Linked DNA regions of Homo sapiens: region 2 is linked to region 1. A link is an interaction called in ENCODE POLR2A ChIA-PET data of the cell type or tissue named here. Cell type or tissue: B cell. All regions are shown on one strand. Each heading gives the region's core, and the rest is flanking DNA. Links, peaks and the distances in the headings are about the cores only.

Region 1 (15,442 bases), core at 8,063-10,562:
CATGCATTCTCCTCGGTGTCTGAGAGCATGGGGTCAGCGTGCAAGCCATGCGGCCTGGCTGGTGGCAGCGAGGGCACTTCTATCCCGTCCTCACTGCTCGCCTCAGAGCTCACTACAACAGACATTTGAGCCAGGGTTGCATCAACAGGCTGGAGAAAGCCCAGAGCCTGGGTCATCAGCTCTGCAAATGAGGTCAGCTACACACCTCTGCATTTGAAGAACAACAAAAACCACCCAAGTCCTGACCCACGCCCACCCCTGCAAACGGGAGATCCTGTTTCAGCAGCTGCCTTATAAAGGGAACAGGAGGGAATGTCTTCCTCCTGAAAAGGGCAGGGAGAAGAACTCCTCTGTCTGGTTGCACTCTCCCTGGCCCTGTCTCCCCAAAGCTGGAGAACTGCAGACTTTTCTTTGCCTTTCAGTTTGTCCCTACCTGCATGTTTGGGGTGAGAGTCATGCGATGCGCAAGCTGGCTTATCGTGTGCACCCGTGGGAGTGTGTGGAGAGGGGTGCATGTCCTTCCTCGAGGAGCGTAGCCACCAGGGCACTTGCCTGTGGGGTTATCTGGCCTTGACTTGCCCCTGCAGAGATCTAAGCAGGTGTGGCTGGGCTGTGGCTCCGGGCAGGGTAGGAAGGTGGCAGGAGAAAAGGGCTGGGAACCGGAGACACCCGGGGCATGACTGGAGTCCTGAGGTTGAGCCATCTGGGATGTGGGTAGGGGTGGCCACACCCTCAGGTTCAGGGTTTAGGCCTGCCCAGAACTGTCCCCCACCAAGTGGAGAGAGAGCAAGCACGACTCAGGAAGGTGAGGGTGGGGACATCACTCGCATGCCCGTGTATTAATAGCTCGTGATGGCTTTCAGAGGCTGCAGAGTATAATGGAGACAGGCCGACCTGGATTTGAATTTTGCTTTGCTGCTTACTAGCTGTACAACTCTGCAAAGTGACTTGTTCACTCTGGGCCTCGGTTTTCTCGTCTACAAAGCAGAGATCACACCAGCCCTGGTGTGAGCCCAGCAAGGTCATATGTGAATATGGCACTCATCGTCACCCCATCTTGTGCCCTCCTCTTGGCTGAATCTGCTGCAGCCATGCAGGTCCTCTTTCTGGTCTGTCTCCAAGCTAAGGGCCTTTGCCCTCACCTTCGGGCCTTCCCGGACCACCCTATCCAATGTGGGTTATGTGCCCTTTACAGTCCTCACATCCAGTATCTTGGTGCCAGTGTCTCTCGAGCGCCTCCTATAGGCCAAGTACTGTCCCACGTGCCTTTTTTTTTTTTTTTTTTTTTTTTTCCTGAAACAGAGTCTCGCTCTGTCATCCAGGCTGGAGTGCAGTGGTGCAATCGGCTCACTGCAAACTCTGCCTCCTGGGTTCAAGTGATTCTTCTGCCTCAGCCTCCTGAATAGCTGGAACTACAGGCGCACGCTACCATGCCCGGCTAATTTTTGTATTTTTAGTAGAGACGGGGTTTCACCATATTGGCCAGGCTGGTCTCAAACTCCTGACCTCATGATCCACCCGCCTTGGCCTCCGAAAGTGCTGGGATTACAGGCATGAGCCACCAAGCCTGGCTTTTTTTTTTTTTTTTTTTTTTTTGAGAAAGCTTGAGTGCAGTGGTGTGATCACAGCTCACTGCAGTCTCAACCTCCTATCTCACCCTGAGTAGCTGAGACTACATGCATGTGCCATCACACCTAGCTGATTTTTAAAAATTTGGGCTGGGTGCAGTGGCTCATGCCTGTAATCCTAGCACTCTGGGAGGTCGAGGCGGGCAGATCACATGAGGTCAGGAGTTTGAGACCAGCCTGGCCAATAAGGTGAAACCCCGTCTCTGCTAAAAATACAAAAATTAGCTGGGTGTGGTGGTGCATGCCTGTAGTCCCAGCTACTCGGGAGGATGAGGCAGAAGAATCGCTTGAACACAGGAGGCGGAGCTTGCAGTGAGCTAAGATCATGCCACTGCACTGCAGTCTGGGCAACAAGAGTGAAACTCAGTCTCAAAAAAAAAAAAAATTTGTTGTAGTGGCGAGGTCTTGCTATGTTGCCTAGGCTGGTCTCGAACTGCTGGGCTCAAGTGATCTTCTGGCCTCGGCCTCCAAAAGTGCTGAGAGCCACCAGCACTCCACAGTCACAAATTCACTGGGTCTGGCCTGTCCTACGTGCTTTACAAGTTGGATCTCCTTCAACTTCACAAACGCTCTTGTGGAAAGGACGTTATTGTCCTTGTTTTACAAATGAGGAAACCGGGCACAGGGTGGTAAGGCCACTTCCCTAGGGTCAAAGGTAACAAGGGGAAGAGCTGGGATTCAAACCTAGACAGCCTGCCTCTCCTGCTATGCTCTCCTGCCTCCCCACTCTGTGATATAAAATCATCTCATTCATTTACTTGTTTACTGTTTGTCTCCCCTGACCCATTGGGGCCTCACTCCATGAGGCCAAGGCCTTGGCTGTCCTCTGTGCACTGTTTCCAGAGCTGAGAACATGGTGCGTCTCTCTCATTGGTCACTTCTGGAGGTTGCTAGGGACCAACTCATTATTCTGAAAACTGTATTTATCTTGTCTTCTCTGTACAAATTATACCTCAGGGTAACTAAACGGTTACTGAAAGAAAGCTCTTTTTAGAAGCATTCCAGCCAATATATGAAGAAGGAATGACAGAATGAAGATGGCACTCGTCTGCAAACCGTCATGAAATGATGGATCTAGGCAGGGCCTAGCAGTGGCTGCTGGGCTGTGAAACAGGACTGGAGGGGACATGTGGTGATGGCCAGGTGCCGCTGTCTGAAGCCTCTGCTTGCCCCTAGTGTCACTTGCAGGGGGAGACCAGGCACGCAGTGCCTTCTCACAGATGCATACCTAGGAGTGCTGCGGCCGAAAGACATCCCATTGGGGCCTAAGCAAGCTTCCATCTTTGACTCTAGTTTACAGAAAATACCAGTGGTGGAGCAATAGGCTAAAGGACACCATGGGGAGGCCGCCAGCTAAAGCCAGGAAGGGGGAAGCTCTAAGGACAGGTGACCTGGTTTCTTTCCAAAATAAACTGCAAGGAAAAGGCCAGGCGCGGTGGCTCACATCTGTAATCCCAGCACTTTGGGTGGCTGAGGTGGGTGGAACACCTGAAGTCAGGAGTTCAAGACCAGCCTGGCCAACATGGTGAAACCCCAGCTCTACTAAAAATATGAAATTTAGCCAGGTGTGGTGCTACATGCCTGTAATCCCAGCTACTCAGGAGGCTGACACAGGAGAATCGCTGGAACCCAGGAGGCGGAGGTTGCAGTGAGCCAAGATTGCGCCACTGCACTCCAGCCTGGGTGACAGAGCAAGACTCTGTCTCAAAGCAAAAAAAAAAAGAGCCTCAAGAGATACATGAATCAAATGCAATAGGAGAATTCTTTTTTTCTTTTTTTTTTTTTTTGAGACGTAGCTTCATTCTTGTTGCCCAGGCTGGAGTGCAATGGCACGATCTCAGCTCACCGCAACCTCTGCCTCCCGGGTTCAAGCAATTCTCCTGCCTCAGCCTCCCGAGTAGCTGGGATTACAGGCATGCGCCACCACGCCCAGCTAATTTTGTATTTTTAGTAGAGACAGTGTTTCTCCACATTGGTCAGGCTGGTCTTGGACTCCAGCCTGGTTCAGGCTGGTCTTGAACTCCCGCCTGGTGATCCGCCCGCCTCGGCCTCCCGAAGTGCTGAGGTTACAGGTGTGAGCCACCACACCCGGCCAATAGGAGAATTCTGATGAACAACTGTTTAAAAAACAAAGAGATGAGGTCTCCCTCTGTTGCCCAGGCTGGAGTGCAGTGGCACAATCATGGCTCCCTGCAGCCTCAACTTCCTAGGCTCAAGTGATTTTCCCACCTCAGCCTGAAAATAGCTGGGGCTACAACTGCACTGTTTTTTTTTTCTCCTTTAGGCAGAGATGCAGAGATGCAGAGACGGGGTCTCACTGTGTTGGCCAGGCTGGTCTTGAACTCCTGGCCTCAAGTGATCTTCCCACCTCAGCCTCCCAGAGTGTTACGATTACAGGTGTGAACCCAGTCTAGATAGTTGACACTACGAAATTGCTGTTGGCTGGACGCAGTGGCTCACGCCTGTTAACTCCAGCACTTTGGGAGGCCGAGGCACGTGGATCACGAGGACAAGAGATTGAGACCATCCTGGACAACATGGTGAAACCCCGTGTCTACTAAAAATACAAAAATTAGCTGGGCGTGGTGGCACGTGCCTGTAGTCCCAGCTACTCGGGAGGCTGAGGCAGGAGAATCGCTTGAACCCGGGAGGTGGAGGTTGCAGTGAGTTGAGATCACGCCACTGCACTTCAGCCTGGGCGACAGAGCGAGACTCCATCTAAAAAAACAAAAAACAAAAACAACAAAAGAAAAAACAAAACAAAATAAATAAGTCACCTACCAGCTTCCCACTGAGCATGGAATAAAACCCAAGCATGGAATAAAACCCATGAAGCCCACACCGCCTGCCTGGTCACCTCTCTGTCCTTTGCTCTCAGCTCTCACTCCTGCTCGCTCTGCTCCAGCCACATGGGCCTCCCCGTACTCCAGGAACACATCACCCATGTACACTGGGGAGGCTGTGCCCTGGCCAGCTCCTGTCTGGAGCCCGCTGGCCAGAAAACCACATGGCTGCCTCCCTGTGGAGCCTCGTGGAGCCTTCTCTGCCCGCCTTGTAAGCAGCTCTCCCATCGTGCTGCAGCCCCTTCATTACCCTGCTTTAATTTCCTTCTGAGACTTAGTACTACCTGATCCGGTATGACACACCTATTTCTTCACGGCCTGTCTTTCCCTGTAGAACACAAACCGCAAGGGAGCAGGCACTTTGTTGTGGTCACTTTGAACAGAGCTTGCACACAGTAGGGGCTCAATAAACACATTTTGAACAAATGAATGAAGTGTGGGGGGCCCACAGGCAAGCAACTATTAACATCCTGTGCTTCATGTAGGAAATGGGAAGAATGAGGCTCTCCCCTCACAGGGCAACTGTGGAGATTAAATGCGATCATGCACGTATGAAGGGCTAAACCAATAACTGGCATACAGTAAGCGCTCTGTAGATGTGCCCTCCCCGTCCTGTCACTGTTGCCACTATTCCTGCCTAGAAGGGCCTGCCTATCCCCCCTCTATTGGGACCTCAAGTGACAGTGCCAGGGAGGCCTCATGCCAGCGATCTGGGAGCTGCCACCCACCACCTGGCTGAAAGGTGGAGGCCCTTACCTCCGGGGAGTGCCGTCCTCAAAAGGCGGGATGATGACCACCTTCACAGTGACAGAGGTGCGCAGCAGGTCGATCATCTGGTCGTGGGTCAGTGTGACCACGGCCACCTTGCAGATCTCCACTAGTCGGCTGCCCTGCCGGAGGCCGGCCTGCCAGGCGAACCCATAGTCCTCAACCTCGGCCACCGTGCCGTCGTACTTCACGTGGAAGCCCAGCTGCCCGAGCCCGTTCCGCCGAAGCGTCATGTCCACCGTCTCCCAGCCACTGGTCATCACCTGCAGGCCACAGGCAGGATCGAGCCTCAGAAGCTGCTTGGGTCAGCTCCTCTGGAAGACCCCTGGTCACGTTCCCCGCTTTGAAGCCAAAAACCTGCCAACTCCCATCTATTAATACCTTCCCGGGTGATGGCAGGGGACCCGCAGGGGGAACACGCACCCGGTCCCAGCCTGGCTTCCTGATTTCTGGAGGGGAAATGTGGATATGCGACCCCGTGGCTTCTAACCTTGCAGAGACCATGGCAGTCATGAGCTGTGGCTCCAAAGGCCCCGAACTCCCTCCTTCCTGGGGTCAGTGGGATTGCACTTCTTGGCTCCCTTGTGGTTGGGTGGGGCCCTGGGACTTGTTTTGGCCAAAGAGTTGCGAGTGGCACTGCCATGTCCTCTGGGCTGTGGTATTTATTTCATCATTTTATTATTTATTTATTTTTGAGACGGAGACTTGCTCTGTCGCCCAGGCTGAAGTGCAGCGGCATGATCTCAGCTCACTGCAACGTCTGCTTCCTGGGTTCAAGCGATTCTCCTGCCTCAGCCTCCTGAGTAGCTGGGATTACAAGCGTCTGCTACCACGCCTGGCTAATTTTTGTATTTTTAGTAGAGACAGGGTTTTGCCATATTGGCCAGGCTAGTCTTGAACTCCTGACCTCAGATGATCCACCTGCCTCAGCCTCCCAAAGTGCTAGGATTACAGGTGAGAGCCACCACACCCAGCCAAACCTGCTTTAAGCCACTAATACTGTATCCTGACTGACACAATGACTCTAACTAAAATACACAAGGAAGCATGAGACCAGAAGTACTGGGACCTTTTCTAGGTTGGGAACTCACATTATATTCTTTTACTTCGTGACACCATTCTTTTTTTTTTTTTTTGAGACAGAGTCTCGCTCTGTCGCCCAGGCTGGAGTGCAGTGGCGTGATCTCGGCTCACTGCAACCTCCGCCTCCCGGGTTCAAGCAAGTATCCTGCCTCAGCCTCCCCAGTAGCAGGGATTACAGGCACGCGCCACCATGCCCGGCTAGTTTTTTGTATTTTTAGTAGAGACGGGGTTTCACCATATTGGTCAGGCTGGTCTCGAACTCCTGACCTCATGATCTGCCCGCCTCGGCCTCCCAAAGTGCTGGGATTACAGGCGTGAGCCACCATGCCCGGCCTCGTGACACCATTCTTGGAGGAAGAAACCCTTTCCCCATCTCCTCCTCAGACCTTCCCCCAACATGGAGCTGATCGGACCACGCAGGGCCTGGCCTCCAGGACTCCCTGCTTCACTGGGTGAGATATTCCCCTGGATAATGTGTTACCATAAGATCTGAGGACCTGCTGAATAGAGCCCTGCCCCCTCCCCCCAGCATGCTGTTAAGCGATCCCCTCTTCTTGGGATAAAAACAAGATGAATGTAACCAGCCATGGCTATTAAGCAAGTTGTCAAGAATGCCTGCCCTTTCCTAAAACTGCGTTATGGAAAGATAACGGAATGGCTTACATTTCCTGTGAGAAGTCATCCCCTGGCTAGAAATGATGCTATGTAACATACCTATCAGGATGCCCGCTTTCATACTTTTCTCACCACCACTTGAAGAAAGGAATAAATTTTTTTTTTTTTAAGACGGAGTCTCGCTGTCGCCCAGGCTGGAGTGCAGTGGCCCGATCTCAGCTCACTGCCACCTCCGCCTCCCTGGTTCAAGCAATTCTCCTGTCTCAGCCTCCCGAGTAGGTGGGATTACAGGCATCTGCCACCACACCCAGCTAATTTTGGTACTTTTAGTAGAGATGGGGTTTTACCATGTTGGCCAGGCTGGTCTCGAACTCCTGACCTCAAGTGATTCACCTGTCTCGGCCTCCCAAAGTGCTGGGATTACAGGCGTGAGCCACTGCGCCCGGCCAAGGAAAGAAATAATTTTATGTCACAAACTACTCTACAAATTCGTGTTTTAGAAATAATTTTACGTCACAAACTACTCTACACATTCGTGTTTTACACACATGCCCACAGACACAAATATTCCTTGCAATTCAAATCCGTCACATTCTTGAGTGTGGATAGCAAGAAGTAAGCATTTGGATGGTAAAGTACTTACCTGAAAATGTCACTGAATCTGTTTGGTTCCTGATTTGGACGGCGAGAATTTGGAAAGTGGGGGAAACGTGTGACCAAAACAATGCTTCATAAAATAGTCTTATCTTTACTCACTGAGGCACACTGTGACACTTTTTATTCTTTCCCATCCTATTACTACGGCAGAACCCTCATGAAGGGGATCAGTGCCCATATAAAAGAGGCCTGACGTGGTGGTATACGCCTGTAATCCCAGCTACTCAGGGGGCTGACACAGGAGAATCGCTTGAACACAGGAGGCAGAGGTTGCAGTGAGCCGAGATCACGCTACTGCACTCCAGCCTGGGCGACAGAGCGAGACTGTCTCAAAAAAAAAAAAAAAAAAAAAAAAAAAAGAGGCCCAAGGAACTTGTTCACCTCTTCCACCATGACAGCAAGAAGGTGCCATCCGTGAAGTTGAAAGGGGCCCTCACCAGATACAGAACCTGCGGGTACCTTTATCTTGGACTTCCTGGCCTCCAGAAATGCGAAGAAATAAATTGCTTTTGCTTATAAGCTACCCCACCTAAGCTATGTTGTTATATTCAGGCTAAGTGGACTAAGATATCTAACCTTTAACACTGTTGCAACTCGGGCTGAGTGCAGTGCCTCACACCTGTAATCTCTGTAATCTCAACACTTTTAGGAGGCCAAGGCAGGAGGACTGCTTGAGCCCAGGAGTTCAAGATGAGCCTGGGCAATATAGCAAGACTTCATCTCTACTAAAAATAAAATAAAAAAAAAATTAGCTGAGCATGGTGGCATACGCTTGCAGTCCCAGCTACTTGGGAGGCTGAGGTGGGAGGCAGGCTTGAGCCCAGGAGAGTGACACTGCAGTGAGCGATGACTGTGCCACTGCACTCCAGCCGGGGTGACACCAAGACCTTGTCTTTAAAAATTAAAGTTAAAATTAAAAATAAAAAAAATTACATCTCTGTGATTGATTTTATAGCCCACTCATGGGTGACAATGTGTTTATTTGACAATAAGGAATTATCGTTAATTTTTTATTTTATGTATGATGGCTATGTTATGTTTTAAGAGTTGTATCTTTTAGAAATAAATATTGAAAAATTTACAGATGAAATGATAAGATGTCTAGGATTTCTTCAAAATAATTGGGAAAGAGAGGGAAGGAAGAAAGAACAAGATCAGCCATGGGTCAGTAACTATTGTAGATGGTAATGAAGACTGGGGTTCTCTTTTTTTTGAGACGGAGTTTCGCTCTTGTTGCCCAGGCTGGAGTGCAATGGCACAATCTTGGCTCATCGCAACCTCCGCTTCCTGGATTCAAGCAATTCTCCTGCCTCAGCCTCCCAAGTAGCTGGGATCACAGGCATGCGCCACCACACCCAGCTAATTTTGTATTTTTAGTAGAGACGGGGTTTCTCCATGTCGGTCAGGCTGGTGTCGAAATCCTGACCTCTGGTGATCCAACTGCCTTGGCCTCCCAAAGTGCTGGGATTACAGGTGTGAGCCACTGCAGCCGGCCAAGACTGGGGTTCTTATATGATTCCCTTTGCTTTAGTGTATGCTTGCAATTTTCTATAATTAAAAAGTAAAATTGGGCCGGGCACAGTGGCTCATGCCTGCAATTCCAGCACTTTGGGAGGCTGAGGTGGGCAGATCACCTCAGGTCAGGAGTTCAAGACCGGCCTGGGCAACATGGTGAAACCCCGTCTCTACTAAAAATACAAAATTAGCTGGGCATGGTGGTGCACATCTGTAATCCCAGCTACTTGGGAGGCTGAGGCAGGAGAATCGCTTGAACCGGGGAGGCGGAGGTTGCAGTGAGCTGAGATTGCACCATGGCACTCCAGCCTAGGCAACAGAGAGAGACTGTCTTAAAGAAAAAAAAAAAGAATTGTCTTGGGCCTCACATGAAATACACTAACATTAATGATAGCTGATAAGCTTAAAAAAATCACAAAAAAACTCACAATGTCATAATGTTTTAAGAAACTTTATGAATCTGTGTTGGGTGCCATTCAAAGCCCTCTTGGGCTGCAGGTTGGACAAGCTTGCTCTAAATGTTAAACTGTGGTAACTAACTAAATACATCTGGGACTGTATCCAACCTGTGGATTTGAGACCTTCTCCTTGTCTGATTTAGCACCATCTGATAGGTTCTCCTGGCATCCTCCACACCCCCCTTTTAAGCTCTTGGCACTTCAATTGCGTGGTGTTTTTTTTTGTTTTGTTTTGTTTTTGTTTTTGTTTTTGAGATGGAGCCTCACTCTGTCACCAGGCTGGAGTGCTGGAGTGCAGTGGTGCAATCTCGGCTCACTGCAACCTCCGCCTCCCGGGTTCACGCCATTCTTCTGCCTCAGCCTCCTGAGTAGCTGGGACTACAGGAGCCCGCCACCACGCCCGGCTAATTTTTTCGTATGTTTAGTAGAGATGGGGTTTCACCATGTTGGCCAGGATGGTCTCGATCTCTTGACCTGGTGATCCACCCGCCTCGGCCTTCCAAAGTGCTGGGATTACAGGCGTGAGCCACCGCGCTTGGCCGAATTGCGTGTTTAATATCTGTCCCAGAGAGGAGCACCATGAAAGTAGGCCTGGGTCTGTTATGGTCATCACTATGTCCCAGCACTGGCCAGGCCAAGGCCAGGCGCATAACAACACTCATTCAATTAACCAGTGATGGGATACCGTTAGTTCAGGATGTCTGGGGCAGTTGAGTCAGCCTGCCGGGGAGAGTGTGGAATCTGTACCCTGTGGGTGCTTCACAAAGAGAGAGACTCACTGTCACAAGTCATTCAAAACGGGCCTGCCCCTCCACGGGAGATGGCTTATGTCACCATTCCCTGGCCCACTGGTTCCCCAGCAGGCTCTGGGGCACTGAGACTGGGGGTGGGGGTGGGGGTATGGCTGTGGAAATATGCTCCAAAAGGACTCCGCCAACAGTAGGCACGGGGGTGGGTGTGGGACAGAGTGGCACAGTGAGGATGTGGGTAAAACATGTCACCTGGCATGGTGCCTGGCATGGTCCCTGCTCAAGAAACGCGAGCTGCTGTCAAGATTAGGGGAGGCGGAGTAGCCTAGTGTTTAAGAACCCAGGCTTGGCCGGGCACAGTGGCTCAGGCCTGTAATTCTAGCACTTTGGGAGGCCAGGGAGGGTGGATCACTTGAGGCCAGGAGTTCGAGACTAGCCTGGCCAACATGGCGAAACCCTATCTCTATTAAAAAGGCAAAAATTAGCTGAGCATGGTGGCGGGCGCCTGTAGTCCCAGCTACCTGGGGGGCTGAGACAGGAGAAATGCTTGAACCCGGGAGGTGGAGGTTGCAGTGAGCCGAGATCGCTCTGCTGCACTCCAGCCTGGGGGACAGAGCAAGACTCCATCTCAAAAAACAAAACAGCTCCCTCTCCCTCTCCCTCTCCCCACGGTCTCCCTCTCCCTCTCTTTCCACAGTCTCCCTCTGATCCCGAGCCGAAGCTGGACTGTACTGCTGCCATCTCGGCTCACTGCAACCTCCCTGCCTGATTCTCCTGCCTCAGCCTGCGGAGTGCCTGCGATTGCAGGCGCGCGCCGCCACACCTGACTGGTTTTCGTATTTTTTTGGTGGAGACGGGGTTTCGCTGTGATGGCCGGGCTGGTCTCCAGCTCCTAACCGCGAGTGATCCGCCAGCCTCAGCCTCCCGAGGTGCCGGGATTGCAGACGGAGTCTGGTTCACTCAGTGCTCAATGGTGCCCAGGCTGGAGTGCAGTGGCGTGATCTCGGCTTGCTACAACCTCCACCTCCCAGCCGCCTGCCTTGGCCTCCCAAAGTGCCAAGAGTGCAGCCTCTGCCCGGCCGCCACCCCGTCTGGGAAGTGAGGAGCGTCTCTGCCTGGCCGCCCATCGTCTGGGACGTGAGGAGCCCCTCTGCCTGGCTGCCCAGTCTGGAAAGTGAGGAGCGTCTCTGCCCGGCTGCCATCCCATCTAGGAAGTGAGGAGCGCCTCTTCCCGGCCGCCATCCCATCTAGGAAGTGAGGAACGTCTCTGCCCGGCCGCCCATCGTCTGAGATGTGGGGAGCGCCTCTGCCCCGCCACCCCGTCTGGGATGTGAGGAGCGCCTCTGCCTGGCCGCGACCCCGTCTGGGAGGTGAGGAGCGTCTCTGCCCGGCCGCCCCGTCTGAGAAGTGAGGAGACCCTCCGCCTGGCAACCGCCCCATCTGAGAAGTGAGGAGCCCCTCCGCCCGGCAGCTGCCCCGTCTGAGAAGTGAGGAGACCCTCCGCCCAGCAACCACCCCGTCTGGGAAGTGAGGAGCGTCTCCGCCCGGCAGCCACCCCGTCCGGGAGGGAGGTGGGGGGTCAGCCCCCCGCCCGGCCAGCCGCCCCGTCCGGGAGGTGAGGGGCGCCTCTGCCCAGCCGCCCCTACTGGGAGGTGAGGAGCCCCTCTGCCCGGCCATCCGCCCCGTCCGGGAGGGAGGTGGGGGGGGGTTGGCCCCCCGCCCGGCCAGCCACCCCGTCCGGGAGGTGAGGGGCGCCTCTGCCCGGCCGCCCCTACTGGGAAGTGAGGAGCCCCTCTGCCCGGCCAGCCGCCCTGTCCGGGAGGTGAGGGGCGCCTCTGCCCGGCCACCCCTACTGGGAAGTGAGGAGCCCCTCTGCCCGGCCGCCACCCCGTCTGGGAGGTGTACCCATCAGCTCATTGAGAACGGGCCATGATGACAATGGCGGTTTTGTGGAATAGAAAGGGGGGAAAGGTGGGGAAAAGATTGAGAAATCGGATGGTTGCCGTGTCTGTGTAGAAAGAAATAGACATGGGAAACTTTTCATTTTGTTCTGTACTAAGAAAAATTCTTCGGCCTTGGGATCCTGTTGATCTGTGACCTTACCCCCAACCCTGTGCTCTCTGAAACATGTGCTGTGTCCACTCAGGGTTAATGGATTAAGGGCGGTGCAAGATGTGCTTTGTTAAACAGATGCTTGAAGGCAGCATGCTCCTTAAGAGTCATCACCACTCCCTAATCTCAAGTACCCAGGGACACAAACACTGCGGAAGGCCGCAGGGTCCTCTGCCTAGGAAAACCAGAGACCTTTGTTCACTTGTTTATCTGCTGACCTTCCCTCCACTATTGTCCTATGACCCTGCCAAATCCCCCTCTGTGAGAAACACCCAAGAATGATCAATTAAAAAAAAAACAAAAAAAACAAAAAAAAAACTCCAAAACCCAGGCTCTTTGGGCTCTGGGCAAGTCAAGGTATCTCTGGGCCTCAGTTTCCTCATCTGCGAAGTGAGGACCTCATCAGGCTTTTGTGAGCAAGAGACGCAAGACCACCCAAGGTGCTGAGCAGGGTCTGACGCAGAGCTGGCGCCCATTTGATCCTCACTATTGCGGCCACTATAGCATACGACGCATTTGTGCCTGCACTCGGTTCCTGCTCACTCAGCGGCTACTGTGCACCAGATGCTGGCCCAGGTGCTGAGGACACGGCAGTGAACAGATAACACACAGTGCATGGCAGATGGTGGTTAAGCAGGCAAAGCGCGTGAATGTGCTCCAAGCCAGGGGAGGGGGTGTGCAATCTTAGATAACGAGGCCTCACCGACAAGGCGACATGTGACCAAAGGCCTGTAGGAGGAAAGGGAGCGAGCCATGTGGTGATCAGAGAAGTGTTCCAGCAAGAGGTGGTACAAAGGCCCTGAGGCTGGACGCCGCCCTAGCATGCGCATGAAACCTCAGAGGTCTTCATGGCTGGGGCAGAGAGCGCAACAGTGACATGAGGTCAGAGAAGTCGACAGGGAGCCAGTTCACACCCGGCCTCATGGGCTTCTGTAAGGACTGAGGCTTTAACCTAGAGTGACCTGAGGGTTTAGGCAGAGAGGTGATGTGATCAGATTGCTCTCACTACCACGTCGAGAACAGGCCACAGAGAAGCAAGGGCAGGGGTAAGAAGGACCAGAAAGGACACCATCGAAAGTGTCCGGGAGAGACCAGGGTGGCTCGCTCCAGGGTGAGGGCTCTGGGAGAGGTGGCTGATGCCTGCCTACAGAAGTGGAGCTGACGAATGTGGGCATGAGAGAGAGTGGAGCCCAGGCTGATGCCAAAGCTCTGACATCCGCAAATGGAGGGATGGAGTCGACCTTTTTTTCCCTAAAACCTTATTTGAGTAGAGGACTTCTATTTTACAAAGTCAGGAAACCTCTGAGAGGGGTGGGGAGGAACACAGGAGTTTGCTTTTGTTTGTTTTTTTGAGACAGAGTTTTGCTCTGTCACCCACGTTGGAGTGCAGTGGCTCACTCTCAGCTCACTGCAACCTCTGCCTCTCGGATTCAAGCAATTCTTTTCCCTCGGCCTCCCGAGTAGCTGGGATTACAGGTGTGTGCCACCACGCCTGGCTAATTTTTGTATTTTTAGTAGAGATGAGGTTTTACCATGTTGGCCAGGCTGGTCTTGAACCCCTGACCTGAAATAATCCATCCACCTCGGCCTCCCCAAGTGCTGGGATTACAGGTGTGAGCCACCGCGCCTGGCCACTTTTTCATTTTTTTTTTTGAGTCCGGGTCTTTCTCTGTTGCCGAGGTTCGAGTGCAGTGGTGTGATCATAGCTCACTGCAGCCTCAAACTCCTGGGCTCAAGTGATCATCCCACTCAGCCTCCTGAATAGTTGAGGCCACAAGTGTGCACCACCATGCCCAGCTAATTTATTTTTTGTTTGTTTATTTATTTTTTTTTGAGACGGAGTCTCGCTCTGTCACCCAAGCTGGAGTGCAGTGGCAGGGTCTCGGCTCACTGCAACCTCCGCCTCCCAGGTTCACGCCATTCTCCTGCCTCAGCCTCCCGAGTAGCTGGGACTACAGGCACCCGCCACCATGCCTGGCTAATTTTTGTATTTTTAATAGAGACGGGGTTTCACTGTGTTAGCCAGGATGGTCTCAATCTCCTGACCTTGTGATCTGCCCACCTCGGCCTCCCAAAGTGCTGGGATTACAGGCGTGAGCCACCACGCCCGGCCTATTTTTTATTTTTATTTTTTGAGACAGAGTCTAGCACTGTCACCCAGGCTGGAGCGCAGTGGCGTGATCTCAGCTCACTGCAAGCCTCGCCTTCCGGGTTCACACCATTCTCCTGCCTCAGCCTCCCAAGTAGCCGGGACTACAGGCGCCCACCACCATGCCTGGCTAATTTTTTGTATTTTTAGTAGAGATGGGGTTTCACCGTATTAGCCAGGATGGTCTTGATCTCCTGACCTCATGATCTACCTGCCTCGGCTAATTTATTTTTTTATTTTTTTTTTAGAAACGGCATCTCACTGTATTGCCCAGGCTGGTCTCAAACTCCTGGGCTCAAGCAATCCTTTCTCCTCGGCCTCCCAAAGTGTTGGGATTATAGGCATGAGCCACTGCACCCAGCAATGCAGAATGATTCTTGTACCTGCTTTTCAGATGAAGAAACTGAATCACAAAGAAGCTAAATAACTTGGCTCAAGGTCATGCAGCTGGTAAGTGGCAGTGCTGGGACTTGAAGCCAGGCCTTCTGACTAGATCTTGTGCTCTGAACTGCCGTGTTATATGCTATCTCTATTTAGCACACATGGCACGGCGTTCTGCCAAACCCACTGCAGAGGCAATCACTGACCACAGTGTTCTTTCTTGTGGAGCTTAGATGGGGCCTGAGTACTTCTCAGCACAATGCTTCAGGCAGACAGCAGCTAAGCTATCACCAATCTGCCACTCTTGGTTTGTCCACGAGGGGTTTAGGGGAAGATTTCTACCTAGACTGTGAGTCTTTGTCTTTTAATAGGGCAAGTTAAACCATTCACATTTACTGTGATTACTAACATGGAACTCATTCCTGCCATGTAATTTTATGTTCCTTTGTGCTTTCTTGTATTTTTTCCTCCTCTCACCTCTGCC
Region 2 (15,442 bases), core at 8,110-10,609, 66 kb after region 1:
ATTCTGAATTAGCTGGTTGGGGTGGGGCGCAGGCCTGAGTGCCTCTTAAAAGCTCGGCAGCTGATTCTACTGTGCAGTCTTAGGTGAGGACAGAAGGAACAGAGAGAGCAGAGAGAAGAGGGTCTGCCTCCGAGCTCGGAGAGGCTGTACATCCAAGTGGGCAGGTGGGTGATGGGAGCCAGGACATGAGATACAGCAGGCCCAGCAGGGAGGCTGGAGCGCAGGTGTGGTTGGGGAGGACCAACTGTCAACAGGAGTGGACGCTGCTCAAAGAGTCACGTATGGTGGCAGTTATAGGTATGAAGGGCACTGGTGACCTTTGCAGGAGTTATTTCAGGGGTTCACTGATTCAGAGCGCCTTGTCCTCGCCTCCCTCCGATTGTCCCCCCATGCTGTCTGTCCCACTAAAGCCAGGCAGAATTCCCCCTTTCCTCCCTCTGCTGAGCTCCCGGGGATGTACATGCACCCTTGATATGGGACTTAGCCCACTGGATTTTTAAGCCTCTGAGCATCTTCTGTCTTCCCCAGACTGTGAACAGATGCATGTCTGGGGTGGACTGGGATCTAACATATTTGTTCTCACATGTGGGCGGGGCAGTGGAGAGGGATAATACGGTGATGACGGTATTAAACATAAGGTCAACACTGATGAGCTCTCCTGATGCGCCAGATTCAGGGCTACACACTGGCGTGTGTTAACTGGTGTGTTCTAACAACTGTATCAAGTAGGGGCTTCTTTTCCTTTTTAAATAAATTTCTCTTCTCTTTTTTGAGACAGGGTCTTTGCCACCCAGGCTGGAGTGTGGTGGTACAATCATAGCTCACTGCAGCCCTTAAATTCCTGGGCACAAGCAATCTTCCCACCTCAGCCTCTTGAGTAGCTGGGACTACAGCTGTGTGCCACCACAACCGGCTAATTTTTTACTTAAAAATTTTTTTTTGTAGAGATGAGGTCTCACAAAACCTCAAACTCCTGGCCTCAAGTGATCCTCCTGCCTTGGCCTCCCAAAATGCTGGGGTTACAGGTGCAAACCACCATGCCCTGCCAAGTAGGGACTTCCATCATGACCATCTTACAGATGAGGCAAAGGTTACGAGGGGCAGGTGGGATTCAAACCTCAACAGTCTGCCTGCCACCCCTTTGCCCTGTGCTCCAAATAAGATGAAATCGTTCAAATGAGTGTGCTGTGGGAATACGTGAATGACGCTGACTGTCTTTAAAATCCATTCATAAGGACAAAATTCCAGCAAGTCAGCAACAGCTCAGCAGATTGCACGTTAAGAATCTGATTTTTCGGCCGGGCGTGGTGGCTCACGCCTGTAATCCCAGCACTTTGGGAGGCCGAGGCGGGCAGATCACGAGGTCAGGAGATCGAGACCATCCTGGCTAACACGGTGAAACCCCGTCTCTACTAAAAAATATGAAGAAAAAAAATCAGCCGGGCATGGTGGCGGTCGCCTGTAGTCCCAGCTACGCGGGAGGCTGAGGCAGGAGAATGGCGTGAACCCAGGAGGTGGAGCTTGCAGTGAGCCGAGATAGCGCCACTGCACTCCAGCCTGGGCAAAAGAGTGAGACTCTGTCTCAAAAAAAAAAAAAAAAAAAATCTGATTTTTCCCCTCTATGTCTTCCCCAACCTTACTGGGAGTTTGAGCATACATGGGACCACTACAGAGCTCCCTCAGGAAATAAGATGGATGAAAATCTTAGAAATCTCATTAGCTAGTGCCATGGCAGAGACTCTGCTCCACTGGCTGGAAGAGCAACGAGTGGAGTCTCAGCCACGGCTGTGAAAGCCAGCACTTCCACATTTAACGTCAAAGAGCCCAGAGGACTAGTGTTTCTTTCTTTCTTTTTTTTTTTTTCAGACTGAGTCTCACTCTGTCATCCAGGCTGGAGTGCAGTGGCATGATCTCGGCTCACTGCAACCTCCACCTCCGGGGTTCAAGCGATTCTTCTGCCTCAGCCTCCAGAGTAGCTGGGATTACAGGCTCGCACCACCATGCCCAGCTAATTTTTGTATTTTTAGTAGAGATGGGTTTTGCCATGTTGGCCAGGCTGGTCTTGAACTCCTGACCTCAGGTTATCTGCCCGCCTCGGCCTCCCAAAGTGCTGGGATTACAGACTTGAGCCACCACGCCCGGCTGAGGATTGGTGTTTCTAAAACAAATCTCCTCCAGCATCCAGAAGGAGCCCAAATTCCTACCCAGGGACCCAGGGCAGTCCCCACAGGAGAGAGGGAGGCCACGTCCAGCTGTTACATTCAAATTGGCAAGGCTCCCACACAGGTCAGGGTTCCTGCATGACCTGTTCTGCTTTTAAGGGTGTTAAATCAGTAGAGTTTTCTCCCCTTGGGGGAATAGAAAGAATAAGTTAGAACTGTGCATCAAAATTTTAAATTACTCTGTCGCCTGGTCTGGAGTGCAGTGGTGTGATTATGGCTCACTGCATCCTCAACCTCCTGGGCTCAAGTGATCCTCCTGCCTCAGCCTCCCAAGTAACTGGGACTATAGGGGTGTGCCAGCACACCTGGCTAATTTTTAATTTTTTTTTGTAGAGACTGGGTCTTGCTACGTTGCCCAGGCTGGTCTTGAACTCCCGGGCTTAAGTGATCCTCCCATCTTGGCCTCCCAAACTGCTGGGATTACAGTTGTGAGCCATCACATCCATTCTGCTTTTAAGGGTGTTAAATCAGTACAGTTTTTCCCAACTAGGGAAAGTCAAGAGAGAGAGCTGGAATTATGCATCAACATTTTAGGTGTGCATTCTATTTATTTTATTATTTTTATTTTTACTTTTTTGAGATGGAATCTTGCTCTGTCGCCCAGGCTGGAGTGCAGTGGCGTGATCTCGGCTCACTGAAACCTCTGCCTCCTTGGTCAAGCAATTCTCCTACCTCAGCCTCCTGAGTAGCTGGGATCACAGGCATGTGTCACCATGCCCAGCTAATTATCGTATTTTTAGTAGAGACAGGGGTTTCACCACATTGGCCAGGCTGGTCTAGAACTCCTGACCTCAAGTGATCCACCCGTCTTGGCCTCCCAAAGTGCTGGGATTACAGGCGTGAGCCACCGCGCCTGGCTTCATTCTATTTATTTTAATCCAGCAATTCCACTTCCAGAAATCTGTCTCTCTGATAATAACACCAGTCTACGTCAAGAAAGGTACACGATGCTTTGACTGTTTTACATTGCTGTAATACAGAAGAACTGAGAACAGCCCAAATGCCCACCAGCACAAGAAGGGTTAAGTGAATCCGGGTGCCTCTATTCCAGGGAATACAATGTATCTGTACAAAAAGAGCTAGGCCAGGCCAGTGGCTCAGGCCTGTAATCAATTTCAACCCTTTGGGAGGCTGAGGCAAGAGGATCCCTTGAGGGTGGTAGTTCGAGACCAGCCTGGATAACATAACGAGACCCTATCTCTACAAAAATTTTTTTTTTAAAATTTGCCAGGTGTGGTGGTGCATGCCTATAGTACCAGCTACTCAAGAGGCTGAGGCGGGAGGATCACCTGAGCCCAGGAGTTCAAGCCTGCAGTTAGCCAGGATCTCCTCAAGAGATCAAGCCCAGGCAACAGAGCAAGACGTTGCCTCAAAAATAAATAAATAAATAAATAAATAAATAAATAAATAAATAAGAGATCAAGCCCGGGCAACAGAGCAAGACGTTGCCTCAAAAATAAATAAATAAATAAATAAATAAATAAATAGATAAATAAATAAGAGATCAAACCCGGGCAACAGAGCAAGACGTTGCCTCAAAAATAAATAAATAAATAAATAAATAAATAGCAAGGTAGAGCTATGTGTAATGCATGCAAGATGCCCACGCAGCCCCAAGGGAATGAACACAGCTTATACTTAGCGTGTGCTCACTGCACGCCAAGCATGGTGTGAAGTGCTTTTAGTGCAGTAACGCATCACGCCTGTAATCCCAGCACTTTGGGAGGCCAAGGCGGGTGGATCACCTGAGGTCGGGAGTTCGAGACCAGCCTGGCCAACAGGGTGAAATCCTGTCTCCACTAAAAATACAAAAAAAAAATTAGCTAGGTGTGGTGGCAGGCACCTGTAATCCCAGCTACTCGGGAGGCTGAGACAGGAGGAATTGCTTGAACCCAGGAGGTGGAGGTTGTAGTGAGCCAAGATCGCACCACTGTACTCCAGCCTGGGCAATAACAGCGAAAGTCCATCTTAAAAAAAAAAAAAAAAAAAAAGTCAGCATGTGAGGGAAAACATGAGCAGAGTGAGAGTCACCCCTTGCAAGGCCCTTACCTTCTAGAAGTCAGAATGGGGAGAGACTTCCAAGCTGCACAGTTAGAGCTCTCTACTTGAGGGCCCATGGAGTCTGAACAATTTGCATGTTTCCAAAGGCAGAGTCCTCCGTGGCCTGGCGACAGGCTCCCACGCAGAGCCAATGAGGGAAGGACAGTGCACCCCACCTTGTGTTCACATATTCCCCAGGGAAATAGAGGCTGTAATCACCCCAAATACTTAAACTGAAATGTCTAATTTTAATTTTGCTACCTGGTATAACTGAACTTTATTTATAGGTTAAATGTTCATATGATTACACGCCTGCGTAGAGAGATGAAATTTTTAAAAAAATAAATGGGTGAATACCTTCACAGCTGCCTCTCTCACTTATCACCAGATGCTGGAGGTCTTCCCTGGTGTGGTGGCTGCAGCAGAGTGGATAGAAGCAAAGTCTATCTTGGTTCAATTCCCAGCTCCATCACTTAACTAGCTAGACCTTGGGCAGGCAACCTAGTCTCTCTATGCCTCAGTTTTCCCATCTGTAAAATGGAGATAATAATACAGCTTAACTCTTAGGAAAGATGTGGGTTAATAAATGCCATGGCTTAGAATATCCCTGGCCTGCAGTGATAAACGAGAATTGGCTATTATCATTTTTTCTTCTTCTTTTTTTGAGACAGAGTCTGGCTCCGTTGCCCAGGCTGGAGTGCAGTGGCGCGATCTTGGCTCACTGCAACCTCTGCCTCCCAGGTTCAAGCAATTCTCCTGCCTCAGCCTCCCAAGCAGCTGGGATTACAGGCACCCACACCACCACGCCCGGCTAATTTTTGTATTTTTAGTAGATATGGGGTTTTGCCATGTTGGCCAGGCTGGTCTCAAACTCCTGACCTCAGGTGATCTGCCCGCCTCGGCCTCCCAAAGTGTTGGGATTACAGGCGTGAGCCACTGTGCCCGGCCTTCATTTTTTCTTATATAATAATACTTTTTAAAAAATCTCAAGCAAACCAAATGTGACCTGGCAAGGAACCCTTGTTCCTCTGGGCTCAGGGGCCAGACAGCCCAGGGTGGCTCACCTTGAGCAAAGGCTCCTTTCTGGCAGCCCCAGTGCCAGGGCCGGGTGGGGCGCCCCTCTGAGTCTCTGTGGGGTTGGCTGGGTTAAGGGAAGCTGTCGTGACCTCCCCTGAAGCACATGTGGATGAAGCAGCTTGTTCCAGTTCTGGGCACAGTCCTATTCGCTCTAATGAGCCTTTGAAATGCAGAAGTGGAATGGGATGCTTCTTGGAGTATGGGCACAAATGCCAGGCCCACCCAGCAGCTACAGCCATGTTTGTAGAGTGGGGATGATGGGATGCAGTCAGGCGAGGGGCCTGAAAGCGCAGGTGAGAGGCCTCTGTTGTTGGTGTGGCCCCTTCTGGGTACTTAACTGGGGGCATCATCAGGGCTCCAGGCTGCCCTGCAGGGATCTCCCCGGCTCCAGCCAGGCTCATGATCAAGCCGCAGGCCCTGGCGTGGCTGTGCTGCTTCTTTTAGTGTTATTATTATTATTTTTTTCTCAGTGAACAGCTGCTGCCCTAAACGGGCTGAGTGTCCCCACTATCATCATGGGGGGAACACTGGGGCCCCACAGGGGCTGCTATGACCCAGCCTGCGGGCCTGCTCCCGTGGGCCACTGCCCGGGCTAGACTGATGGTTAAATACTTAGTACGCGCCCTCCTCCAGGGCTCACTCCTGTGGCCAGGCCAAGCCTCCTTTAGAAGACAGTGTCTTGCCAGCACGGAGCCTGACCTGCAAACTGATCCCAGCTAATTGCCACTGAAACCTGCTAAGACCGCATCTGTTGGGCCTGGAGATTAAATCAATATTCGACAATCTTGATTAAATAGAGCCAGGGAATCCTTGTAAAAGAACATCTGTTAAAGTCCCACTCTTTCCATCCTGCCGCTGGGGGCCGGGCTGAGGGTGGCTCCGGCTCTGCTTATCCTAACCTGAGGATGGCTCTAGGCTGAGGGGATGGGGGGCGGCAGTGGGGCCCACCCGGAACACCACAGCCAGGAAGGCTCCCTGCCGTGGGAAGGCTGGCAGGGATGGGAGCTGGGGGCCGGCGGGGGCGGTGCAGGTGCTGGACACACACAGCTGGGCCTTGTTATCCAGGTTGGAGTGGGGAGGGGGGTGGAGGGGAAACCCAGCTGCTGGCAGTAATCATCCATCATCCTAACTGGCCCCTGACCCAGGGCTGTCGGGGAGCCAGGCCCTGTGCAGAGCACATGACACCATAACACAAACCATTGCACTGAAGCTTCTAATCACCTGCTACTGTCACCCGTGCTTCACAATGGGGTTCAGAGAGGGCCACAAAGAGAAGGGGAGGAGGAGCCGGAATCTGAACCTGGGATTGGCTGACTCGAGTCTGCCCTCGTGACAACTCATGGGGCCACCCCATTTGAGAACATCTGTTGTCAAAAATGAGAGCAGGCCGTAATCCCAGCACTTTGGGAGGCCACGGCAGGCGGATCACCTGAGGTCAGGAGTTCAAGACCAGCCTGACCAACATGGTGAAACTCTGTCTCTACTAAAAATACAAAAATTAGCCGGGTGTGGTGATGCACGCCTGTAATCCTAACTACTCAGGAGGCTGAGGCAGGAGAACCGCTTGAGCCCGTGAGGCAGCAGTTACAGTGCGCTGAGATCACTGTAGTGCCACTGCACTACAGCCTGGGCAACAGAGTGAGACTCTTTCTCAAAAAAAAAAATAATAATAATAATAAAATGAGAGCAAAAACTGGCATTTACAGAACCATGAGCCCAAGTGGGCATCCTGCCCTGTGGTCAAGCTCCCTAAGCTGCACATAGCAATGGCAGCCCCCACTCAGGACTGGCCTCAAACCTGGCTCCACTGAGCCCACACAGCATCCTGAGGAGGAAGGCCCTACTGTTCTCCCCACTTTACAGAAGGGAACAGGGAGGCTCAGAGCAGCATGTTCCTGTTGAAGAGCACCCAGTGAGGGAAAGCAGAAGAGGGACTTGAACCCAGGCAGGTCAAATCTATGGCCATTAAAACCACTGTCATCTCTAAAGATTGGGGATAGAGCCATGAACACCGGGGCACTTAATAAATGCCTGCACTCCACTCCTGGGTGACTTAAGGCAGAAATTAGGCTTATGCTTTGGAGCCAGATTGCCTAGGATCAAATTCTGGCCCTAATATGTACCAGAGGGGGTAAGTGCCACCTCGTGAGACTGCTGGTAGATCCAGCAAGATGATCCCCATAGGGCACTCCCATACTAAGGGGCACATGGCAAGCACGCGATACATCCTTTCAACAGCACCTGCACTCACAGTGCACTCATCGGGGTGAGGGGTGGGGAGCAGCAATCCAACACCCAAATGCCAGCAAGCCACCATTCACTGGTCTATCTCCAGCATCCAAAACAGGGCCATCAACAGGGTGAATCTTCCACTAGTATTTTCTGAATCCATGAAAAAAAAAAACAAAACTCAAAAATCCCAAACCAACCAGATAACCAATTAGCCAGCCAACTAGATAACCAACCGACCAGTTAACTAATCCATTACCCAAACAGCCAACCAGCTAGTTAACCAGCCAACAGGTCTCATGTCTCAGGGGCCTGTTCCCATCTCTCTTCATCTCCGCCCCATCTCTGTCCCATGTTTCTTGTCCCTGCTCCATCTCTCTGTACTCCTGTCCCCCTACCCCTCTGCATCCCTGTACCTGTCTCTCCACGGCCCTGTCCTTGTCTGTCTCTCATTCTGTTTTTCTCTATATCTCTTGCACACGTGTGCACACAGATGGCCAGGGCCCTGCACATTTCTGGCTTCTGAGTCACAACCCCACGTCAACTCACCACTAAGGATGTGTCCCAGGCAGCTTCTGCCTGGCCCCTCTGGTCACCTCCTCCCAGATTCCAAGTTCTCAACATCTGCAGGGAGGGAGGGAAGCTAAGGAATTGGCCAAGATTATTATAGAAAACAAAAGAAAGAAAAAGAAAGGCTGGGCACGGTGGCTCACACCTGTAATCCCAGCACGCTGGGAGGTCGAGGCAGGCGGATGACTTGAGGCCAGGAATTCAAGACCAGCCTAGGCAACATAGCGAGACCCCATCTCTAAAAAGAAAAAAAAAATCAGGAGGCAGATACCAAACCATGTGCTAAATAAAAGAGTCACTGGCATGTGCCGCATTGTCCTGGCCCCTGAGTTCCCTGTATTCCAGGCAGGGTCTGCCTGGCCCATTCTTACCCCACCCTGAAGTGCAATATTACAAGGGATTTGGTTACTTTAATCAGAGAACAAACCTAGAAACCCCAAGAAGTACTAATTCGGAAGAAAAGCATACTCCCACATTTAAGAAGTTAGTACTTAAGGCTGGGTGAGGTGGCTCACGCCTGTAATCCCAGCACTCTGGGAGGCTGAGGCGGGCAGATCACCTGAGGTCAGGAGTTTCAGACCAGCCTGGCCAACATGATGAAATCCCGTCTCTACTAAAAATACAAAAATTAGCTGGGTGTGGTGGCACACCCCTGTAATCCCAGCTACTCGGGAGGCTGAGGCAGGAGAATCACTTGAACCCGGGAGGCAGAGGCTGTGGTGAGCCAAAATCAGGCCATTGCACTCCAGCCTGGGCAACAAGAGCGAAACTCTGTCTCAAAAAAAAAGTTAGCACTTAAAAATCTTTCAAGCTACATATTTTATACTTTTATCTACCTACCAAGCTCATTGCAGAGCAAAGATCTGGGAGGCAGAGGCCCAGAGGTAACAGTGGTTTCTCAGGGAGGGGAGCGACGGTGTGTGCCATCTGTGCATTCATTCTGTCCTCACCACTGGGGCTCCCAAACTGTCCAAAGTCACGCACCTCTGCTCAGGCATAGCCGCAGCCCACCTGTACTATTATTTACTGAACGTGATCCTTTCAACCAACTCACTGCCTAAACCCTTAAGAATATCCATGTTGGATTCGTTTTATTTTTTTTCTAATACTCATTAAACAAAATGTACAAATATTAGAACTCATAAAGCTTGTCTGTTTATCAAGGAAAATGGGCTTTAGGACCAGAAATGCATTAACTCCAAACTAGAATGCACCTCTCGGACATGATACTAAGTGAAAAAGCCAGACAGAACAACATATACAGTTCACAACTGTTTTTATATAAAGTTCAAAACTAGGTAAACTGGAACCACGTTATTTAGAGTTGCTCATCTAGGGAACACAGCTTTCACAATGCCAGGAAATGGTGACTGTGAAGTGCAGAGAGCAGTTGCTTTTAGAAAGAGGGTTCTGGTCACGTGCGGTGGCTCATGCCTGTAATCCCAGCACTCTGAGAGGCTGAGGTGGGCGGGTTACCTGAGCTCAGAAGTTCGAGACCAGCCTGGCCAACATGGCAAAACCTCGTCTCTACTAAAAGTACAAAAATTAGCCAAGTGTTGTGGCAGGTGCCTGTAATCCCAGCTACTTGGGAGGTGAGGCAGGAGAATTGCTTGAACCTGGAGGCGGAGGCTGCAGTGACCGGAGATTGCACTACTGCACTCCAGCCTGGGTGACAGAGTGAGACTCTGTCTCAAAAAAAAGGAAAAAAAAAGGGTTCTGGTGGCCAGAGCCCATGGGGGTTCCAGGCTGCCAGCAGGTTCTCTTTCTGGACCCGGGTTACCTGAGTGCTTGCTTTGGAATTCTTCGGTAAACTGTGTATTCACGTTTTACATGCTTGTCTGTATGTATGTTCCATTTCACAATAACAGAATTTTAAAGTCTTTTGTATTGCATGAGTTATTTTTAAACAGTGAGATTTTACTCTTGTATGACATAAGCAACTTTAAAATGTATACAAATGTATTTTAAAATCTCAGCTAACATGGTGAAACCCCATCTCTATGAAAAATACAAAAATTAGCTAGGCGTGGTGGCAGGCACCTGTAGTCCCAGCTACTCAGGAGGTTGAGGCAGGAGAATCACTTGAACCTGGGAGGTGGAGGCTGCAGTGAGCCGAGATAGTGCAGCCTGGGCAACAGAGCGAGACTCCGTCTCAAAAAAAAAAAAAAAAAAAAATCTCAGCTGTTTGCTGGGCATGGTGGCTCACACCTGTAATACAAGCCCTTTGGGAGGCTGAGGCAGTGAGCATAGCTTGAGCCCAGGAGTTTGAAACCAGCCTGGGCAACAGTGAGACCCCATCTCTACCAAAAAAAAAAAAAATGAGCTGAGTATGGTGACATGCACCTGTAGACTCAGCTACTCAGGAAGCTGAGGCGGGAGGATCACTTGAGCTATGATGGTGCCACTGCACTCCAACCTGGGTGACAGGGCAAGACTTTGTCTTTTTTTTTTTTTTTTTTTTGAGACAGAGTTTCACTCTTGTTACCCAGGCTGGAGTGCAGTGGCGGGATCTCAGCTCACTGTAACCTCTGCTTCCTGGTTTCAAGTGATTCTCCTGCCTCAGCCTCCCCAGTAAGCTGGGATTACAGGCATGCACCACCACGCCTGGCTAATTTTCTATTTTTAGTAGAGACAGGGTTTCACCATGCCAGCCAGGCTGCTCTAGAACTCCTGACCTCAAGTGATCCACCTGCCTCAGCCACCCAAAGTGCTGGGATTACAGGCGTGAGCCACCGCACCTGGCCAAGACTCTGTCTTAAAAAACAAAACAAAACAACAAAAAACTCAGCTGTTTGATCACCCTCTGTGCCACCCCAGTCACTCTCATGCCATAGCTTGAGATTCACTTTCTCTCTCCTATAAGAGATTTCCACTCCCAGAACCTGCAGGGCCACTTCGCCTGGATGAACACAAACATTGCGGGCTGCCTGGGGGAATGTGCACTCCCTCCGAGCCCAGAGGGAGTCAGGGAGAGCGGGGCACCCTCACAGAGGCAGTTTCAGGACAACTCTCCATATGTGACAGCTGGGGACAGAGGGGAGGCGCCTCTACCCACCTGAGACATGCAGGGGGGCACCTGTCTTCCTTCCCAGTGGGGAGAGGTGTGTGGGAATGGGGGTTGTGGGGCCAGGCTACTGTTAGGAATGAGCACTCCAGCCCCACCCTTCAGCAGCACCACAGAAGGCTCTAGAAAGGCTCTAGTTATGACCCTCGCTGGATGTGAAGCTCTTCTCAAGCCCGAGGGACCAGCTGGCAGATGGCGAGGGCCTGCTGTTCTGTTTGCTCAACACCATAATCAAACATCCTGCTCCGGGACTGCAACCCAGGCCAGGCAGAGCACAGCAGGCTGGAAGGGGACACCAGGCCCTCAGGAGACCAGGAAAATGGCTCTCCAGGAGCCCGATGAGCCCAGCACACCAGGAAACTGGCCACTCCCCAGGACAACAGACTTCTTTCTTTTTTAATGTTCCCAGTGGTGATCCCTTTCTAGGGGCAATTTGGCAAGAGCTTTAAAAAGTGTTCTCAGGCCGGGCATGGTGGCTCAGGCCTGTAATCCCGGCACTTTGGGAGGCCGAGGTGGGTGGATCACGAGGTCAGGAAATCGAGACCATCCTGGCTAACATGGTGAAACCCTGTCTCTACTAAAAAATAAAAAATAAAAAATAAAAAAAAATTAGCCAGGTGTGGTGGTGGGTGCCTGTAGTCCCAGCTACTCGGGAGGCTGAGGCAGGAGAGTGGCATGAACCTGGGAGGCGGAGCTTGCAGTGAGCCAAGATTGCGCCACTGCACTCCAGCCTGGGCGACAGAGCGAGACTCTGTCTCAAAAGAAAAAAAAAAAAGTTCTCACCCTCTGAACCAGGAATGCTACTTCTGTAAATTAATCCTAAATAAATAATAAGAGATGCAGAAAAATTCATAGTATCCTTTATAACAGGCAAAAAACCCAACCTCAATGAGCAACACCAGGAGTACCATTAAAGAAATTATCAACCCCTAGGACAGTAAACATCTATAGGCTATGCAGATGCATTCCCAGAAAAAAAGACAGGAAAGACTCGATAATTTGATGCTGGGGCTACTAGTGGTTTTCGAAAATCTGTTCTTTATACCTTCCCATATATATACATATATATACGTATATATATACGTGTGTGTGTGTGTGTATATATGTATACACATATATACACATATATATACATATATATATATATTTGAGATGGAGTCTTGCTGGAGTGCACTCTAGGCTGGAATGCAGTGGTGGGATTTCAGCTCACTGCAACGTCCGCTTCCTGGGTTCAAGCAATTCTCTTGCCTCAGCCTCCTGAGTAGCTGGGATTACAGGCGCCCACTACCATGCCTGACTAATTTTTGTATTTGTAGTAAAGACGGGGTTTCGCCATGTTGGCCAGACTGGTCTCGAACCCCTGACCTCAAGTGATCCACCACCTCGGCTTCCCAGAGTGCTGGGATTACAGGCGTTGAGCCACCGCGCCCGGTCCCCATATATATTTTTTAACGACAGGGTCTCATTCTGTCAGTAGCTGAGAATACAGGTGTGTACCACCATGCCTGACTAATTTTTTAAATTTTTTGTAGAGAGGAGGTCTGGCTATGTTGCTCCGGGCGGTCTCCAACTCCTGACCTCAAGTGATCCACCCGCCTCCCAAAGTGTTGGAATTACAGGTGTGGGCCACCACGCCTGGCCCCTTTCCATATTTTTTCATATTACTTTCAGTGAATGTTTCAAAATCAGGGGGAAAAAAAACCAAACAAGTTTTCATTCATTTGATTTACTTCCATTCACTAGGTGAGTATTTCCTGAGATCTTACTATGTGATAAGTAACAAAGCAGTAACCACGATAGCCCCCTTCTCTGTCCACTGACTAAAGGAGGAAACAAACATTAATTAAATGCACTTAAGCACACAAATCAGTCTAAAGCAAGAGAAGGAAGGGGTAAACTGACGAAGGATGGGAGCAGGGTGCTGGAGAGTGGGTGGCCAAGGAAGATGGCATGGAAGGGGTGGTGTTTAAGCCCTGAAGGATGAGAAGTTGGCCATGGAAAGGGGTGTGAGTGGGTGAGGGGGATGGAGGAAAAACAGGTGCAAGGATGCCACAGTGTTCAGGAATCTGGAGTTGACCTCCATGGCAGGTTTAGGGGGGCAGTGGCCCGACTGGCTGTCATGGAGATCGTGACCTGCCGAGGGTACAGAGGCTTCATCAGGAGGCCAGGGTAGCCACCCACGTGGGGGCAAGAGTGGCCTAGCCCAGAAGGAGGGTGGTGCTGGTGCAGAGAAGGGACCGACTGGGGAAGATCTGACTGCTCCTCAGATCAAGAGGTGCTCAGAAGCAAGGCAGTCAATCCTCAGCCGGGTACCTGGTGGGTGCTGGGCGCTGTGCCAGATGCTGGCCGCAGAGCCGCAGCCATCACTCCCACTCTCAGCCCCCACACTGTTCAGACTCGAGCGGGAGGGAGAGAGGTGAATAAATGAGCCGTCTCAGGGCAGTATGTTTGGGCTCTGGCAGTCAATCGGCTAGTTCGGCTGGGCTCCACTTGAAGAAAACCCGACAATTTTCCAAACAAAAGCCAGCCTCAGCTCTCCTATGGGGTGGGATGTATTTCAAAGTCCTTCCCAGCCAGGTTTTAAAGCTTCTCCCAAGTGTTCCTCAGCAGGGGGCATCACTCTCAACATGCAGATGAAGAAACAGGGCACAAAGCAGTGGCATTCCTGGACATCACAAACCAGAAGTCAGGCCCGCAGTGGGAGAATCCCGCACTCCTGCTCTGGGTTACTCCAGGGCCAGGCACCTCAGGCTCCACTGCTGGTTGTCAAATCCAAACCCATCCTCTTCTGATTCCTTGAGAGAGGTCCACATTTGTTGGGGTGGCAGGATACTAATCCAAAAAGCTTACTTTCCTGGATTCCCACGCAGCTAAACTAAGGATGTATCTGATTATGGCCAGTGTGAGGGAAGAGGAAGTTTGCAGGGGATGGGGGATGGGACCTTTTGGCGAAGCTATTGTTTTCCTAATAAATAAATGGGGCACACCTCTTCTACCCTTCTCTTGTACTTGGAATATAAATGTCATATCAGGGGGTGCAACCGTCATCTTGGGAGCATGAGGCTGAGAGTGACATGCTGGGGACAGCAAGATGAGGAGTCAGAAGGAGCCTGCTCCCTGTCCCTGCACCCCCCAACAGTGGCGCCGCCCCCAGCTGCCCTCCCTCCCTTTTCTTCTCATGTGTAAGAGACCACCTGTTGCCTTACTGAAGCCACGGCTTACTGGTTTTTTGTTACATGTAGCCGATTGCAATCTTGACTGATGGAGGTCTTACCAGATCATTTTACAGCTAAGGAAACGGAAGGCCAGCAGGGGAGGTCACCAGACCAAAGTCACAGAGTTAGGAAGCGACAAGGCTAGAATGTGAGCCTCTATGCCTAACCACGCCACAGCAGCACCCCGAATCAGTTACAAGCACTGGCTTTGGAGAAGTCTTGGTTCCAACGTGCTTCTCTATTCAGTCGTTTACTTGTCCATTCCTCCACCAGCAGCAGGGGCTCCCGGGAACATGGACTCTTCACCGTTCACCTGCTATCACCAAGGACTCATGGCAGAAGCGCAGCCATCCCCATGGCCTGAGCAGCGACCACAGGCCAGGAAGGTCGTGTGATGCCCCTGGAAAGTGGGGACGACAACAGTGGCTTCACGGCTGTGTGGGAGGGCATGCTGTCCAGTTAGTGCCAAACAAAAGGTTCTCTTATCACCATCACTGAAGCTGTGGAGCTCCTCTTCCAAAGGCCTCTCCTTGTGACCAAGAGAGTGTACCAACTCCAGATGATTTTTTTTTCCCCTAAACTTGGATTCAAAGACAATTTCCTTTTTTTTTGAGATGGAGTTGCTCTGTCGCCCATGCTGGAGTGCGGTGGCGCGATCTCGGCTCACTGCTGAGATCAGGTTCAAGTGATTCTCCTGCCTCTGCCTGCTGAGTAGCTGGGATTACTGGCACCCACCACCACATCCGCTAATTTTTGTATTTTTAGTGGAGGCAGGGTTTCACCATGTTGGTCAGGCTAGTCTCAAACTTCTGACGTCAAGTGATCCGCCTGCCTTGGCCTCCCAAAGTGCTGGGATTACAGGCATGAGCCACCACTCCTGTCCTCGAAGACACTTTCTCAACACAAACTAGACATAACTCACAGGCCAATCACCTCCAAGGACTTCCAACCAATTCCTAACTGCTGTGCATGGGAGTGGCCTCCCTGTGGCATGTGCCACTACGCCTGGCTAGTTTTGTATTTTT

The links. Peaks named below come from ENCODE experiments on the same cell type or tissue, not always from the same donor. Only the 100,000 strongest peaks of a DNase experiment are listed, where the experiment ranks them.
Region 2: POLR2A ChIA-PET joins it to region 1 with 6 read pairs; 5 of 35 experiments call an interaction of 5 or more read pairs at or near these places.

What each region holds. Positions count from the first base shown.
Region 1 is chr19:38,120,558-38,135,999 of GRCh38, reverse strand. SIPA1L3 (signal induced proliferation associated 1 like 3) reads right to left here. Exons shown (of 22, transcript NM_015073.3): 10 at 5,228-5,502. Among named protein-coding and RNA genes, the nearest start is that of SNORD152, 35 kb to the left of the region's middle. RefSeq lists enhancers at 2,918-3,418, 4,899-5,399, 5,400-5,900 and a silencer at 15,044-15,244. In B cell, for the core only: no CTCF peak of the experiment used is centred there; no DNase peak of the experiment used is centred there.
Region 2 is chr19:38,054,183-38,069,624 of GRCh38, reverse strand. The region is part of intron 2 of SIPA1L3 (signal induced proliferation associated 1 like 3); the gene reads right to left. Among named protein-coding and RNA genes, the nearest start is that of SNORD152, 100 kb to the left of the region's middle. RefSeq lists an enhancer at 13,499-14,069. In B cell, for the core only: no CTCF peak of the experiment used is centred there; a DNase peak (open chromatin) is centred at 9,514; H3K4me3 peaks cover 366 bases; H3K27ac peaks cover 2,250 bases.